2 separate regions of the Homo sapiens genome follow, and region 1 is linked to region 2. Evidence: read pairs that join two places in POLR2A ChIA-PET (ENCODE). Cell type or tissue: GM12878. All regions are shown on one strand. Each heading gives the region's core, and the rest is flanking DNA. Links, peaks and the distances in the headings are about the cores only.

Evidence for each region. Peaks named below come from ENCODE experiments on the same cell type or tissue, not always from the same donor. Only the 100,000 strongest peaks of a DNase experiment are listed, where the experiment ranks them.
Region 1: POLR2A ChIA-PET joins it to region 2 with 5 read pairs; 1 of 35 experiments calls an interaction of 5 or more read pairs at or near these places.

The regions. Positions count from the first base shown.
Region 1 is chr1:15,888,470-15,897,360 of GRCh38, forward strand. All of the region lies in intron 3 of SPEN (spen family transcriptional repressor), which reads left to right. Among named protein-coding and RNA genes, the nearest start is that of SPEN-AS1, 45 kb to the left of the region's middle. RefSeq lists enhancers at 4,829-4,973, 4,903-4,962 and a cis regulatory region at 4,896-4,906. In GM12878, for the core only: no CTCF peak of the experiment used is centred there; no DNase peak of the experiment used is centred there; H3K27ac peaks cover 791 bases.
Region 2 is chr1:16,052,722-16,061,612 of GRCh38, forward strand. CLCNKB (chloride voltage-gated channel Kb) reads left to right here. Exons shown (of 20, transcript NM_000085.5): 16 at 918-1,051; 17 at 2,714-2,802; 18 at 2,954-3,037; 19 at 3,701-3,787; 20 at 4,148-4,587. The coding sequence ends at 4,195. FAM131C (family with sequence similarity 131 member C) reads right to left here. Exons shown (of 7, transcript NM_182623.3): 5 at 7,148-7,330; 6 at 6,773-6,883; 7 at 5,048-5,996. The coding sequence ends at 5,716. Among named protein-coding and RNA genes, the nearest start is that of CLCNKB, 13 kb to the left of the region's middle. RefSeq lists a silencer at 7,785-7,975. In GM12878, for the core only: a CTCF peak has its summit at 3,553; a DNase peak (open chromatin) is centred at 3,520.

The DNA.
Region 1 (8,891 bases), core at 450-8,449, 160 kb before region 2:
CACGTCACCACGCCTGGCTAATTTTTGTATTTTTAGTAGAGACAGGGTTTCGCCATATTGGTCAGGCTGGTCTCGAACTCCTGACCTCAGGTGATCCGCCCAGCTTTGCCTCCCAAAGTGCTGGGATTATAGGCATGAGCTACCACACCCAGCCAAAGTATGTAAACTCTTTTTTTTTTTGAGACAGTGTTTTGCTCTTGCTGCCCAGGCTGGAGTACAATGGCGCGATCTCGGCTCACCGCGACCTCCACCTTCTGGGTTCAAGTGATTCTCCTGCCTCAGTCTTCGGAATAGCTGGATTACAGACATGCGCCACCATGCCCAGCTAATTTTGTATTTTTAGTAGAGACAGGGTTTTGCCATGTTGGTTGGCTGGTCTTGAACTCCTGACCTTAGGTGATCCACCTGCCTCGGCCTCCCAAAGTGCTGGGATTACAGGCATGAACCACTGCGCCCGGCCAATCATTTTTACTTATGGTAAAACTTTACTCATTGCAGTTTAGGTGATCTTGTTCTTTCCTTATATCTCTTTTGGGGTGTTTGTACTTGGAAGTTCTCTATGGTCATTCTTAGAAGCCAAGGCACAAATTTACCTTGCCCCAAACAAGGAATCATGCGTGTCCAGAAATTAAGGAAAATGTAGGAATTCTCATTTTAAAATAAACATTAGCATTTTCTTTCTTTCTTTTCTTTTCTTTTTTTTTTTTTTTTGAGACGGGGTTTTTTGCTTTTATCACGCAGGCTGGAGTGCAATGGCTTGATTTCGCCTTGCTGCAACCTCCGCCTCCCAGGTTCAAGCAGTTCTCCTGCCTCAGCCTCCTGAGTAGCTGGGATTGCAGGCATGTGCCACCACGCCCAACTAATTTTAGTATTTTTAGTAGAGATGGGGTTTCACCATGTTGGTCAGACCGGTGTCAAACTCCTGACCTCCAGTGATCTGCCCACCTCAACCTCCCAAAGTGCTGGGATTACAGGCATGAGCCACCGTGCCTGGCCAACATTAGCATTTCCTGGAGTTCAGAATTAGCTGAGGTTTTATTCTTTATACAAGCACCCCTCTATCAATCTGTGTCTTAGAGTACAAACTGAATTGGCTTCAAAGGGTAGTCTTGCTGTCCATTCCTGTGTGAGAAAATGGAAAGAGCACTCTCTGGTCATTTACTTACTTATTAGTTATTCATTAAGTTATATGCTACTGGAGTTTACTGGTGCTAGAAATTATGATATCTCTATAGAACACCTTTTTTTTTTCCCCATTATTTGAGATGGAGTCTCACTCTGTTGCCCAGGCTGAAGAGCAATGGCGCCATCTTGGCTCACTACAATCTCCATCTCCCGGGTTCAAGTGATTCTTCTGCCTCAGTTTCCCAAGTAGCTGGGATTACACGTGCCTGCCACCATGCCCAGCTAATTTCTGTATTTTTCAGTAGAGTTGGGGTTTCACCATGCTGGCCAGGCTGGTCTCGAACTCCCAACCTCAGGTGATCCACCCGCCTCGGCCTCCCAAAGTGCTGGGATTACAGGCATGAGCCACCGCACCCGGCCTATAGAACATCTTTCCAAATCCACTTTGTACTATAAATAAACTTCCTATGTCCAGGTAGACAAAACAGTAAGTGAAATAGCTTTAAAAATGTCTTTGCAGAGTTCGTTTCTAAGAATTTCACTCATCCTCTAAAAACTTTCATTTGGTATGGAAGAGAGATGTAGATTAGAAATATATGCTAAGATGAGGGCAGTAAAACATTTTCTTACAAATAGGTGGGAACACATTATATACAGTTCAATAACATCAGGTTGACATTTTTATTTTTATTTTTCATGTGATCTAGGCTCACTGCAACCTCTGCCTCCCGGGTTCAAGCGATTTTCCTGCCTCAGCCTCCCGAGTAGCTGGGATTACAGGCACGCACCACCACACCCAGCTAATTTTTGTATTCTTAGTAGAGACTGAGTTTCACCATGTTGGCCAGGCTGGTCTCGAACTCTTGACCTTATGATCCGCCCACCCCGACCTCCCAAAGTGCTGGGATTATAGGCATGAGCCACCGTGCCCGGCCTGGTTGATATTTTTAGATTTTGACTCAGGTTTTTTTTTTTTTTTTTTTTTTAAGACTGGGTCTTGCTCTGCTTCCCAGGCTGGAGTGCAATCTCTGCTCACTGCAACTTCCACTGTAAAATTCACCCATTTAAGTGGACAGTTAATGCTTTTTAATACATTTACAGCATTTTGCAACCATCACCATAATGAAACTAGTGCATTTTCATGACCCCGAAAAGAAACCTCATACCCGTTAGCAGTTGCTCTCCATTCTTTTTCTCCCCCAGCCCAAGGCAACTGCTAATCTATCTCTATAGCCTATTCTGGCCATTTAATAGAAGGAAAATCATACCATATTGCGGTCTTTTGTGACTGGTTTCTTTCACTTAATATGTTTTTGCAGTTCATCCGTGTTATAGCATTGATCAGTACTGGTGCACTGAATAGCCACATTTCAAGTGCTCAATAGCCACATGTGACTAGTGGCTGCAGTACTGGATATCCTAGCTAGAAACAAAAACCTCCCTAATAAACCAGCATATCATCCTTCAGGAGAAAATGGTAGGCCTTTGTAATGCTTAAGCGTAGCCCAGAAATATATGTGTGTGGGTTTTAACAAAGAAATTCCGTTTACAGGAGCTAACACTTAGAGGTTTAGCACATTTGGAAATAATTGCTATGAAAAAAATTTTTTTTTAGAGGCAGTCTTGCTCTGTCACCCTGGCTGGAGTGGTGGTGCAATCATGGCTCACTGCAACCTTGAACTCCTGGGCTCAAGGGATCCCCTCACCTCAGCCTCCTAAGTAGCCGAGACTATAGACATGCCACCACACTTAGCTAAATTTTTTTTTTTTTTTTTGAGATGGAGTCTGGCTCTGTCGCCCAGGCTGGAGTGTAATGGCACCATCTCGGCTCAGTGCAAGGTCCGCCTCCTGGGTTCACGCCATTCTCCTGCCTCAGCCTCCCGAGTAGCTGGGACTACAGGCACCCGCCACCACGCCCGGCTAATTTTTGTATTTTTGGTAGAGATGGGGTTTCACCATGTTAGCCAGGATGGTCTTGATCTCCTGACCTCGTGATCTGCCCACCTCAGCCTCCCAAAGTGCTGGGATTACAGGCTTGAGCCACCGCGCCCGGCCTTGTTTTTTGTTTTTTGTTTTTAAGCGATAGGGTCTCGCTATGTTGCCCAGGCTGGTCTAGGTCTCATGACCTCAAGTGATCCTCCTGCCTTGGACTCCCAAAGCACTGGGATTACATGCATGAGCCGCTGTACCTGGGCTAATATAAAAACCATTAAGAAAAACTAATGTCATGGTGTCATGTTAATAAATTCACATATATCTCAGTAGAACTGTTTAAAAATATACACATCAAGTTCTGGAGACCTGGTTTTTTTAAAAAAAAAAAACTTATTTATGTTGGCTACATGTTCAAATGATATTTTGAATATATTAGGTTAAATAAAGCATATTACTACATTAATTACATCTGTTTCTTTTTACTTTTTTTTTTTTTTTTTTTTTTTTTGGAGATGGAGTCTCGCTCTGTCGCCCAGGCTGGAGTGCAGTGGCGTAATCTTGGCTCACTGTAAGCTCCGCCTCCCCGGTTCACGTCATTCTCCTGCCTCAGCCTCCCGAGTAGCTGGGACTATAGGCACCTTCCACCATGCCTGGCTAATTTTCTTTTTGTATTTTTAGTAGAGATGGGGTTTCACCTTGTTAGCCAGGGTGGTCTCGATCTCCTGACCTCGTGATCCGCCCACCTCTGCCTCTCAGAGTGCTGGGATTACAGGCGTGAGCCACTGCTCCCAGCTCTTCGTTTTACTTTTTAAAATATGACTATTTGAAAATTAAAATTTTGTGGCTTATATTTCTACTGGACAGTGCTCTTCTAGAAGCAAGCTCTATTAAGCTGTAATGTCACAAAATAATTTGTGTATCAATTTAGTGCTTTTCATTTTGTTTAAAGACAAATAGAGTTTGTTATTTTTCTTTTTTTAAATTCCCTAAACCCTTCTATTCTCTTGGAAATGATGGGTTAATAGAAAAGCCTCTTGGGACTGTTATGCCTAAAATATAAACTGAACTACTTCCAGATTCCATCTTCAACACTTCAAGTGTTGGTCAGGCTAAAATGCCTGTTTCCAGGGTGGCTGAGGGAATGGCTCAACCGAAATATTTATTTCAAAGTCCAGGTTCCAGGCTTAGAAATATGTTAATATCAAAGCCCCTAAATAAATTAATTTCCCAAGGAGAAAATCAAATAACCAGAGTAAATTTATTTTTAAAATTTAAAAAACAACTTTGGGCGGGGCACGGTGGCTCACGTCTGTAATCCCAGCACTTTAGGAGGCTGAGGCAGGCAGATCACCTGAGGTCAGGAGTTCAAGACCAGGCTGGTCAGCATGGCAAAACCCCATCTCTATTAAAAATACAAAATTAGCTGGGCGTGGTGGCATGCACCTGTAATCCCAGCTAATCAGGAGGCTGAGGCAGGAGAATCGTTTGAACCCAGGAGGTGGAGGTTGCAGTGAGCTGAGATTGCGCCATTGCACTCCAGCCTGGGCAACAAGAGTGAAACTCTGTCTCAAACAACAACAACAACAACAAAAACACTTTCATCTGATGATCATTTTTAAGTGATGGCTAGTACTTTTGATAGAGGTTTAAAATATGTCTGTTTACATACTGGTGCTAATAGACTGGAATTCAGTTGTTGGAATTAGAAGACAGAAATAATACACATCTGTGTTGCTTCTAGGCATCATTTGTATAACCCAAACTGGAGGAGTTCTGTGATTCTTTATATGTTATTTTCGATGGTGGTAGGGAGGGGCAGATTAGCTTCCTGAATATGCTGTGTCATGGTGTGTGGAGCCATCTTGGACTGTAGCTTTGTATCTGTCACTGGAAGAAACTGCAGAGAAGTAATTATATTTAAGCAGAAGAATTTTAGCCTGAGGTTTCTTACTGAGTAATTCGTAGTCATTTATAAATAAACAAAAAAGTATACCAAATAGCGGATGGCTTAGGCTTTCTGGTAGGGAGTTAGGTGCCTTTCTAACTCCTTGTCCCTGCAACTGCCCTAATGGAGAGTTCAGAAGCAGGAAAGAGCAAACTTCTTTTTCATTCTGGATAGAGAGGAGATGTCATTAGTATCAAAGTTAAATTGAAAAAAGGCCAGTACACTCAAGCCTGGGCAACAGAGCGAGACCCTGTCTCTTAAAAAAAAACAAAAAAAAGCAAGCCAATTGCAGTGGCTCCCGCCGTAATCCCAGCACTTTGGGGGAGGCTAAGGCTTGAGGATCACTTGAGGCCAGGAGTTTGAGATCAGCCTTGGTCAACATGGCAAAACCCTGTCTCTACTAAAAATACAAAAATTAGCCGGGTGTGGTGGCGTGTGCCTGTAATCCTAGCTACTTGTGGCTGAAGCTTAAGAATCACTTGAACCCAGGAAATGGAGGTTGCAATGAGCCAAGATTGCACTACTGCACTCCAGCCTGGGCGACAGAAAAGGCAAAAACCTCAAACTTCAAATTTGCTTATGGGTTTGGTAAGGCTACATCAGTTGTATGTGACCACTTGGAATTAAAACACACACACACTCACTTGATCTGTGTGCTTTCTTGGCCTGTGCCTTCTGAAACATTTTAGTTTTTTCATACAAGAAATATCAGATTCTATATACCGTGTGACTAAGGGAATGAGAAAATCCCATTGTATTTGACAGTTTAAATTTTCTCATCTTTTTTGTCTCTTAAATAAAGACTGCTGCCACGTTGGAAGGATTTCTTGTTCTTAGGCAGACATGTTACATCTGCTTACTGCTTTCAGGGAGCATGCATGTTTGATGCTTTTTGCTTTGAGTTACTTGAGTACAAGGTTTTCTGAGTGTGAAGGGTCCAGTAAAGCCCACCCAAAAAGAAGTCACATGATTCTTAATAATAGATTAACAAAAACGTAGCCTCTTTCCATTTTTGCTACTGTTATTAGGACAGTAGATCCTAAAACTACCATATTATGGTTGTTTTTTTTTTTTTTTTTTTTTTTGAGACGGAGTCTCGCTCTTTCGCCAGGCTGGAGTGCAGTGATGTGACCCTGGCTCACTGCAACCTCCGCCTCCTGGGTTCAAATGATTCTCGTGCCTCAGCCTCCAGAATAGCTGGGATTACAGACACGCGCCACCACACCAGCTAATTTTTGTATTTTTAGTAGAGACGGGGTTTCACCATGTTGGCCAGGTTGGGCTCGATCTGACCTCCTGATCTGCCTGCCTTGGCCTCCCAAATGCTGGATTACAAGCGTGAGCCACCGCGCCCGGCCCATATTGTATTTTTAATGCCAAAGCTTATAAGTCTTCAAAAAAGTTTTTTTAAATTGTAGTAAAATATACACAGCATAATATTTACCTTTTTATTTTTATTTTTATTGAGACAGAGTTTCGCTCTTGTTGCCCAGGCTGGAGTGCAGTGGCGCGATCTTGGCTCACCGCAAACTCTGCCTCCCGGGTTCAAGCAATTCTCCTGTCTCAGCCTCCTGAGTAGCTGGGAATATAGGTATGTGCCACCACGCCTGGCTAATTTTGTATTTTTAGTAGAGACAGGGTTTCTCCATGTTGGTCAGGCTGATCTCGAGCTCCCGACCTCAGGTGATCCGCCCGCCTCGGCCTCCCAAAGTGCTGGGATTACAGGTGTGAACCACCCATTCCTGGCCTCATTTTAACCATTTTTAAGTGTATAGTTCTGTGCCATTAAGTACATTAATATTGTGTGACCATCACCACTATCCATTATCATTAAACAATAACTCCCATTCCTCCCTCTCTTAGCCTCTGCTGACTACTGTTCTGCTTTCTGTCCTCATGAATTCTTGACAGCTCTAGGTACCCATATATGTGGAACCACACAGCATTTGTCCTTTTGTGTCTGGCTTATTTCACTTAGCATAATATTTTCAAGGCTCATCTGTCTTGTCACATGTATCATAATTTCATTCCTTTATAAAGGTGAATAATATTCCTTTATTCTTTTTGGGTAAGCTTTAATTATCTACCAGATACCCTGTTGATCAACATAATCCTTTTGCTTAACTCTACCAAAAGATAGTAGTAAACTTTAAAACATTAACTACTGCTGTAATTGGATCCCAAATAATTACTTATACTTAACCTTTTTTTTTTTTTTTTTTTGGAGACAGAATATCACTCTGTTGCCCAGGGTGGAGTGCAGTGGCATGATCTCGGCTCACTGCAACCTCTGCCTCCCAGGTTCAAGCGATTCTCCCACTCAGTCTCCTGAGTAGCTGGGACTACAGGCATGCGCCACTGTGCCCAGCTAATTTTTTTTTATATTTTTATTAGAGTTGGGGTTTCTCCATGTTGGCCAGGCTAGTCTTGAACTCCTGACCTCAGGTGATCCACCTGTCTCGGCCTCCCAAAGTGCTGGGATTACAGGCGTGAGCCACCATGCCCGGCCTATACTTAATCTTTTGTGAGCATGCTAACCACATAAAGCATATTTAAACACAATTTTAAACAGCATTTTCTGCCAAAATAAGGCACTTTTATAAAATGCAGTATTTTAATGATTTTTTTCCTCTCATTTATGTAAACTATTGGACTTGAGAATAGATGAGGAATAATAAAACTGATTAATTATTGTGTTTGATTTTACCATCACTTTTTTTTTTTTTTTTTTTTTTTTTTTTGAGACAGTCTCACTCTGTCACCCAGGCTGGAGTGCAGTGGCGGGATCTTGGCTCACTGCAATCTCCGCCTCCCAGATTCAAGCAATTCTCCTGTCTCAGCCTCCCACGTAGCTGGGACTGCAGGCGTGTGCCACCACTCTTGGCAAATTTTTGTATTATTTGTAGAGACGTGGTTTCACTATATTGGTCAGGCTGGTCTCAAACTCCTGACCTCAGGTTATCCACCCTCCTCGGCCTCCCAAAGTGCTGGGGTTACAGGATTGAGCCACTATGCCCAGCCTTTACCATCACTTTAGTGACCATCAACACTAAATCTAGTTAAGCCTAAATCTTACCTATTGATTAATTTATTACTTAAGTGGAGCCAGTACCTGCCTAAGGTTTAGATTTGTTTGATGTTTATAAATATTCAGAGGTGAAGTCTAGATGGATAGTAGGAGAGCTTTAAGAAGTTAATTTCTGAGGTCCAGATTTTGTACTAAGTAATCTTTAGGAAGTGTTATTAGTTGTTTATATCAGCAATAAAGGGTCATTGTAATCAGAGGAAAAATTACTAGCTTGGGCAACATAGTGAGATCCTGTCTCTACAAGTAATTTTAAGTGTTAGCCTGGTGTGGTGGCGCATGCCTGTTGTCCTAGCTACTTAGGAGGCTGAGGTGGGAGGATTGCTTGAGCCCAGGAGGTTGAGGCTGCAGTGAGCCATGAGTGCACCTCTGCACTCCAGCCTGGATGACAGAGCGAGACCTTGTCGTGAAAGAAAAGAAACATTAGTGTTGGTGGTTGGTTATGGTTCTCTTTCCACCTCCAGCTTTGTCTAGTAAGAGAAAGCTTTCTTCCTTTGTCAGTTTCACTCTACTAATTCAGTTAATCATTATCATATCAGCTCTTTTCCCGTTAGAAATCTTTGTAGTTTCTGATGACCGGAGAAATCTGATAGACCAAACAAAGTTGAAATTAAAATATTGGTTACATAATAAAAACTTTGTTTTTTGGAGATGGAGTCTCGCTTTGTCGCCCAGGCTGGAGTGCAGTGGTTCAATCTCGGCTCACTGCAACCTCCACTTCTGGGTTCAAGCGATTCTCCTGTCTCAGCCACCCGAGTAGCTGGGACTACAGGCGTACGCCATCATGCCTGGCTAATTTTT
Region 2 (8,891 bases), core at 262-8,261:
AGTCAGCACCAGATCCGAGAGGTCTCCTCCCCTCTCCCCACTCCTGCTGTCCTTGCTGGGACTTTGGGAGCAGGAGGTGGAACGAGAATGGAAATGGGCTTTGAGGTCTTCACTCAACCAGATAGGACCAGAGCAGCTTCTGGCACCAGAAAAGCAGACCAAAGAGGCTCTGAGAGTCCCTGGGTCTGAGGCCCCGCTGAAAACACAAGCAAGCTGCTGCCTTGCTCTGAACCCGTTTCCCTATCTGGAAAATGGGGCTGCTTACCCCAGTGGTTTCCAGACTTTCAAGTTTTTTTCCCTGGGGGAGGCATATACTTTTTTTTTTTTGAGATGGAATCTCACTCTGTTTCACAGGCTGGAGTGCAGTGGCACAATCTCAGTCACTGCAACCTCAACCTCCCAGGTTCAAGCAATTCTTCTGCCTCAGCCTCCCAAGTAGCTCAGACCAGGCATGTGCCACCATGCCCAGATTATTTTTGTAATTTTAGTGGAGACGGGGTTTCACCACGTCAGCCAGGCTAGTCTTGAATTCCTGGCATCAAGTGATCCACCTGGCTTGGCCTCCCAAAGTGCTGGGATTACAGGCGTGAGCCACCGTGCCCAGCCGCATATACTTTTTACTCAAATTAAATCCTCCAGGGAAGGCTGCTGGGTAAAACAGGCTAAAGTGGAGCTGGTCTGGGGGACACGGGGGTCCAGGGGGCTGGGAATTCGCAACTGGGTCATCGGCGATGTGGTCCCCAGGTTTCCTCTCACCGTGGGTTCTAGGAGTCCCTCATTCCAGGAACCTCTCCGGCCCTGCCCACACTCCAGAGCCGTGGGTCCCCGGTTCAAGCAAAGCTCCCCACAGATCCCCCTGCCAGCCTGGGTCTCACATCCCTGACTGTGGGGCCTGATGGGAGCCCCTCTGCCTGCAGTTCCCACCGCGTGAGGGTGGAGCACTTCATGAACCACAGCATCACCACACTGGCCAAGGACATGCCACTGGAGGAGGTGGTCAAGGTTGTGACCTCCACAGACGTGGCCAAGTATCCCCTGGTGGAGAGCACAGGTGCCCAGCCGGAAGGGAGGAGGAAGTCGGGGGTAGGGGATGCCCTCTGCCTCCTTCTTGAACCTGTCAGGCAGACAGGATCTGCATCCAGGCTCTGTGACTTAGCAACCAACCGTGTGACCTTGGGCAAGTCACATCACCTGAGCCTCAGTTTCCTCATCAGTAAAATGGAAATCATGGCCACCCTCCCTTGGGGTGGTTGACATGTCTAAAGAGAGTCGGCCGGGTGCTTGTAAGGCAGTCCCTGGGCAGCTGCTGGGGTAGGAGCATGGGGACACCACCAGGGTCTTCCGGAAGCTTCCCTTCAGGCCTCCCTTTAAGCATTCCCCAGATGAGTCCCCTCCTCCAAATCCTTGTTGCCACAAGGAAAACATCTCTTTAGAGACAAAAGCATGGTGGCTCTTGTTAAAAGGCATGGAACTCACTTCTTGCAGAAACCTTAACTAGAGCGTCATTTCCTGTGGGTACAAGTCCAGTATCTGCATTTAGAAGATAAGGCGGGGTTGGGGGGTAACCCTGCTCACTCAAGGCTGCTGTCAGCCCATGTGTCCCCCTGTGCAAGTGAGACAAGCTGCACACCTGGCAAGCACACCACAGCTGGATTTTGGTCTCCACTTGCACTTTGGGCAGGCACCTTGTGCAGTGAGCAACCTGTACAACCATATGGGTCACCCCTATGCCCACCCCAAGAGGGATAAGGCCATTTATGAGCTAAAGAACTGTGAGTATACCACTTAAGCTCTATGTACTGCATTTTCATCATCTTGAAAGTAGGGATCAAGAGAGTATAGGATTGCCAGACGTTCTCACTCCAAATGCTAGGCCCTTCTTTCCCCCACTAACTGGAAGACCGTTAGCATTATGCTGTGGAATATGCCAAATATCTCATCTGAAAATGTTTGCATTCGGATGACCCCACCAAGAGCCTTCACTTCCTGGATCAAAGAAAGAACTAGCCTCAAAGACAAAGACAAAGTCCTCTTTTACCCTCAGAGCCACAGCAAAGTGCTCCAACCAACACAGGCCCAGGCTGTGGGACCCCACTGCTCACCCAAGAAATAGCCTTCAGTGTTCATTTAAAAGGGAAGGGGGACATTTATATGTCTAGGTGTCAAGTTTTTATTCCACTCAACAGAAAGCAAAAACACCAAGCTGGGCCCTCAAAACTAAATATCCGACAATGCCATTGATGCCCCAGGGCCAGAGTGAAGTTGCCAAGGCCCCAGCACACAGTAGGACCTCAGAACACAGTGTCCTCCTGGGTTCACACCTTCACTGTGCTGCGCCAAATGTGAAGCCTCTTGGGAAATGAAGGAGAAAGCCCAGCCCTGACACACAGACTTCATCGTGCTGGCGTCCCTAGCTTGCTCCTGTCTTGAGGCCTTGCAATGTGGGGGATCTCAGTGGTGGCCAGGGTCCCTCCTGGCTCCCTGGCAGCCTCACTCAGCCATCCTCAGCTACCACACCTGAATGACCTTGGGCAAGACAATTAGCCTCTCTGTGCCTCTGAGCCAAAGTTTCCTGTCCTTTATAATGGGTGACAATAGTCACAATAGCCCCATAGGAACACCAGAACAGTTCTTGGCTAAGTAGGTGCTAAGTAAATGTGAGTCCCTGTTTCCTCCTAATGTGCCTCCCTCTGGCTGTCTCTCCACTTGCCAGAGTCCCAGATCCTGGTGGGCATAGTGCGAAGGGCCCAGCTGGTGCAGGCCCTGAAGGCTGAGCCTCCTTCCTGGGCTCCTGGACACCAGGTGGGTACTCCTGAGGGGCATGGGGATGGGGCGGGGGTGGGTCAGCAGGAATGGGAGGAGAGGGGCCCGCTGATATCCTGAGGGAGAGGTGGTCAGAGAGAGGCATCCTGGGGAGGCCAGCCCTGCACCTGTAACCCTTCCCCACCCCCAGCAGTGTCTCCAGGACATCTTGGCTGCAGGCTGCCCCACAGAACCAGTGACCCTGAAGCTGTCCCCAGAGACTTCCCTGCATGAGGTAACGGGGAGAACTGGGGAGTGTGACACATGAGGCCTCTGGGTGGGGGAAGAGCTGATGAGGAGCTCACGCTCCAGCCTCCCCTCCCAACCCCGCCCTGCCCGTCTTATGCTGCTTCCTGCTCCTCCTGGGCCAGTGTCCTCATCAGCAGACTGGGCAAAGAAGCTCCTGCCCTGTTGCCCCTCACTGCCAGGGTTGTGGGGATGATGCAGAGAGATGAGGGAAGTGGGAGAGTGGCAAATGTAAATCTCTGGGTGGAGAAAGACAGTGGAGTTGCACCAAGGCACACGTGCGCTTCAATTTCAGGTCCACCGCATTCTCCCTGTGTGATCTTGGACAAACGACTTAACCACTCAGGACAGAGCCTGGCACACGGGTTGGGGAGGGGCAGAGGCTGACAGGGGACCTGGAGATGGCCCCGCCCCCTCTGTGCTGCTGGAGGGTGCTGGATATTAGGTCCTGTTTACCTGCGGCCCCGCCCAGACCCTTGCATGGACTCTGGCATCCCCCAGTGGCCACATTGGACATTGCAGGCCTGGGTCTCTTGTCTCCCACACACATCAGGCCCCGCCCCTCTTCCTGGCTCAGAGGCGTGGTGGAGTGGGCTAGAGGGTGGGCTGGGCACCTTCTACCCTCCAGTGTTTCCTAACATCCCCCATCCAGGCACACAACCTCTTTGAGCTGTTGAACCTTCATTCCCTCTTTGTGACGTCGCGGGGCAGAGCTGTGGGCTGCGTGTCCTGGGTGGAGGTACCAGGGTCCCGGGGGCAGAGCAAAGCAGGGAACCTATGCCTGAGAAGACTGGGGAGGTGGGGAGGTGGGGTGGGGGGGACACCAGCATGCTCCCATCCAAACCTGGGGGGATTCAGAGGATACTGATGAGTCCCTCTTCTTGGCCCAGATTGGCCACTGGGCCTGGCTCCCCTACCTTGTTTTCTGGCCAGTGGCCAGCCTGCCCCTCTCGGCCTCAGTGATCCCATCTGTGCAATGGGGTGGCACAGGCTCTACTATTTACCCAGAAACCACCCTTAGGGGAACCAAAAATGCTGGAGCCCCCCTCACAACCTCCTCTACATCCCCCCGCACCTCCACCCCCTTTCTCTGTTCTAGATGAAGAAAGCAATTTCCAACCTGACAAATCCGCCAGCCCCAAAGTGAGCCGGCCCAGCAAGATGAAACAGGGCACCCCAGCTGACCTGGTACTGAGGTTGGGCTGAGACCCTGCTTCTCTTCCCCCATCACCACCTGCCCCTCCCTCCAGCCCAGCTCCATTCTTTGGCATAACAGGCAACTTTAACCTAGCCCAGAAGAGGATGGCTCATCCTGGGTGGGACGATGGCTCCTGCCTTGAAAGACAAAAATCCCACCTTGGGCAGAGCTGAGTGTGAGAAGATGGAAAACCAGTATCTGCCAGTTGCTCAGTGACTGGCCATCACATTAATGAATGATGAGATTGGAGTACACTGTCACCAAGGGCAGGCACAGATGCCTTCTGGGGTTGTCTGGTTCCCAGTGAGAGGCTCCTGAGAAAAATAAAGCTGGTTCCCAGAGCTGGTGTCCATCCCTCATCTCAGCTGCAAGGTTGCTGGTCTGGGACTGGAGCTCCTTACCTGCGCTGGCCCAGAGTGAGTTTCCCGTGGTCACGTGGGCACTGCAGGCTCGGGCCCCTGGGCTCCTCCTCATGCTCCATTTCTTGGCAGGGAGATGCCAGGGAGAGAGGGTCTCCCACCAGGTCTATGATGCTTGTCCTCATGGATAAGCAGGACCCTGTGTTGCTCAAGCCCTAGTCTCCTGCTTGGCTGGGCCACAGCTCATAAAGCCAGGACCCAAGTGTGGCTCCTTGGGGAGTCCACAGAGCCTTAGGCATCCTCCATGGGCCCTCTCTGGCTGGGTGGGAGCAGGTTGACCAGCTGTGTGAGCATTGGCAGTAGGGACCTTCCCTGACTCCCTCCGGACTCTGTCCAGGGGCCCAAGGTCACATCTTCCCCAGCAGAGACCAGGCCAAGGTCATCCAGGGTGAATCCACCACTTTAATGTCCTCAGAGAACCTTGAGTGAGATGGGAGGGAGCCGCAAGGAGGGGGAGTGGGCTCCCAGGGGTGAGGAGCAGGGGACACGGAGGAAGCAGGTTCAGAGAGGGAGGGACAGACAGACAGACACTCCAGAGAGACAGATGTCCTGGGTGAAGAGAGCCGGGGAGCAGGTGCTTAGCTACCAGAAGTGGTCACCCCACCTTTGCTGGGGGGCAGACACAAGGAGGGAGTTGGGAGGGACTGAACCCCAGGTACAGGCAGGGTTCCCAGACCCCACTGTAAGTGGGTCTCAGTTCTCTCCATGGCTGTCCTCCTGGGGGCCTGGCTGTTGCTCCTCTGGGCCAGGCTGCCCTGGTGTCTCTGAGAGTCCGTGAGTTCCCTGAGGGCAGACACCCTGCAGGGGAAGGTGCCCACCTGAGTGAAGTAATGAAGGGGGAGGGGGTTATGGCTCCCACTGCTGGGGCAGGTCCACCGAGGCACAGAGAGGCCACCATGAGCACTGGCCCCATCCCTGCCGCACCTACCCTGTGCCTACCCGAGGGGTCAAGGGATGCCCTGCCCTGGACCCCGGGGTCCAGATATGCCTGGGCTGCCCACCAGGCGAGGTCATGGTGAGAGCAGGTGCTGGACCAGCACAGCCCCCACCTCAGTTATAGAACACCTCGTCCTCCTCCCAGAGGGAGCCGCTGTCCATGGAGGGGAGGGAGCCCGGGGGGTGGGTCCCACCCTCGGGTCCTTGGGCCCCGGGCAGCCGCCGCCGATGCTGCAGCTCTGGGCTGGGGGGCTGCGGGATGCCAGCGGTGCTGGGGGGCTCCTCAGGTGAGGGACAGCTGTCAGGGGAGGGGCTGGGCGAGGAGAAGGCCTGAAGGCTGTCATCCTGTGAGGGGCCGCTGGGAAGGCTGTCCTGAAGGTAGATGCTCTCCAGATCTGGAAAAGCAAGGGGGTGATGGGGGAATGGCGTCCCAGATCCAGCTCCTCGCCCTCTCTGGGGGTGTGAGAAAGGGCAAGGGGCAGAAGACCTGCCTCCAAATCCAGCTATGTGACGGCCGAGCCTTGTGACCTTGGTCAAGTCACCAAAACTCTGAGCCCCAGCTTTCTCCTCCAGGCAGTAAACGGAGGAGTTAAGAGTGGGCTTGGAGCCAGCCTGTGCTCTCTGAGAACTGGGACAACCAGTGCTCCTCTGGGCCTCTGTCCCCTCCCCGTCCCTCTTGGGGCAGGAGGACTAAGTGCAGGCTTCCCCCAGGGCCAAGGCTCCTTGAAGCCCTCAGTAGTAACCTGGGCTTCTAGAAAGGTGGTTGCTCGTGCCTGGTGCTAAGTTTCAGATCCGGCTCTGACGCTTCTAGCTGTCATTTGGAGTAAGTTTCTGAACGTCTGAGTGCCTCTGTTTCCTTATTTGTAAAATGGGGACAACAAGACCCACTCCCTAGGGCTGCTGTGAGGATTCTGTGAGGTGCCTCGTGCACAGCCCTCGGTGTGGTAAGCGCTCGATTCCCGCCCCCACTGTGCTCACTCTCTCCTTCCTGCTCCTGGCACTGCCGGGCAATGGGCAAGGCAAGGATCACTGCCCCATTTTGCAGATGAAGAAACTTAGGCTGAGAAAAGGAAGGGGCTTGGCCGAGGTCACACTGCCTTTGGTGATGGGCAGCCATCCAGAATCAGCTCCACTCTGCCCACCCCCGCCCCCTGGACCCTCTGGGCTGTACCTTGGAGCTGGACGATGCCTTGGGGGCTGTTCTCGGGGTGCAGCTCCTCTTCGTCCAGCGAGGACCAAGCGCTCAGTGTGGCCTCTGTGATGGCAAACTGCTCGGCGACCCCTGGGGGAACAGCGAGATCCAGCTCAGGGGGGCATGGGTGGGGACGGCCTCAGTGCCTGATGGAGCTGCTCCAGGACAGGCGGGAGGGTGGCCACCTCTCTGGGCTGCCAATCCACACCCCAGTGGTCAAGAGTGCTCACTTAATACTCACCCACCCTATGCCATTATTTTTTCCTGCCCAGACAATGCCCATGCAGTGATCTGGGCCCCCAAGGACCCAGCTTCACCCCCACAGAGCCCTGGCCAGTCCCCCTCCTCGCTGACCTGCAGCAAAGCGGGCCTCACGCAGCTCATCCGGGAGGCAGCAGTAATGCTCGTCCTCAGCTGGGGACAGCTCCCAGCCTGCCGGCTGGGCACTCCAGCCCTTCCACTCGATGAGGTGGGCCACGCGGCCTCGGGCCATGGCCGTGGGCTTTGTGATGTGGTCCTTGATGCTCTGCACCACCCCTGGGGCATGGAGGGCATCTGGGTGACTGTCCTGACACAAGGCTCAGCGCAGGGCCTGGCCCCCATGCCTCAGGCCCACCCAGTGGCCTGTACCCCACATTCCCTCAGTGCACCATGATCTCCATCAGTGCCCCCACACCTCCCCAGGGGCCTGTACCCATCTAACTCCTCACGCCCTCCAAAGCCTTCTGCTCACTCCTGCCCTGAGCCCTCCGAGCTCTGTGGCCCCCTTCCCTTAATGCCCCCACCCACTGGCATCCACATTTCCTCCCAGCATCCTACTCCCAGTCCATGTTCCCGCCCACTGGATGCTTCTTCCCCAGATCGGCCACACCCCTCACTCCCTTTCTGACCAAGTTCAGACCCTTCCATCCAAGGAGAGCCACCCAAGGACCACTCATGAGCCCCCAGCTTTCTCCATGATCCATTAAACACATTCTGAGAGAGCATCTCTGTGGCCTGCCAGCTCTGCTGGAGGTGAGACCTGGGTGGGTGGAGCAGGCAGGGAAGGCTTCCTGGAAGAGGGGACCTGGGATTGGAATTTGAAGGTGGGTTGGGTTTGAACAGACAGAGGCAAGACTGGAGGTTTCATTTCAAAGATGAGAAGAGGATGAAGGCATGGTAGTGTCTGGCGTGAGTCCAGGATTAGCTGGGGTGAAACATGGGGTCCACTCTAGGACTGGGCGGCAGGAGAAGCTGGGAGCTGATCAGGGACAGAACAGGGTTGGGGAGAACCAGGTGGAGGGCTCAGATGTTCCTGTGCAATGGGGAGCCCCAGCAGGGTAATGAGCAAGAGAGTGACCAGTTAGAACAGCTGTTTAGGAAGAGCAACCCAGTTGGAGGATTAGGGGTTACCGCAGGGACCCAGCAACAGACAAGGCAAGGGCTGGGCAGACAGAGAGGAGGGGTCGGGGGCTTTGGGAGTAGAGCTGTTGTATGCGGAAGATGGAGAGGGGGCTGCCAGGAATGGTTCAGCATCACCATTAACCAAGGCTGAGAATAGATCTGGGAGTCACCCGGGTCCCCGAAGCCATAATGTGAGGAATGGCAATATTTAAGTAGGAGGAAATATCCACAAAGGTAATTAGAGAGTGGGGAAAATGGGAAAGATGGGGGTACGGAAGAAAGGGGAGACTCTCCCTCCCACCCACTAAGTTGGGGAGTGTTGGCAATTGGAGAGGGTGTTTTGTAGGAAGTAGGGGTTCAAGTGGCCCTTGAAGGGCAGGTGAGGTGGAGGAAGGCACTGGAGATGGAGGAAAGGCACAGGCCAATGTGGGGAGGGAGGGCCCCAGGGGCCTCAGGGGAGCTGGGTGGGATTTAGTGCTGGGGCCACCTGATGCTGTGGTGGCCACCGAAACCTGCTCTACAGGCCTGGGAGCCCATGCCCAGCTGCTTCAGGTGCTGCTGCTGTCAGCTCACACCCTTATCTGGAGAACCGCCCTGAGCTCCTGGGCACCTAGAGAGGCCGGGAGGCTACCTAGTCCTCCCCAGGGGCAGCCAGTGAGTCAGCAATGGGGGAATATAAAGTCCAGCCCCCTTGCCTTGGGGTGTCATCAATTCT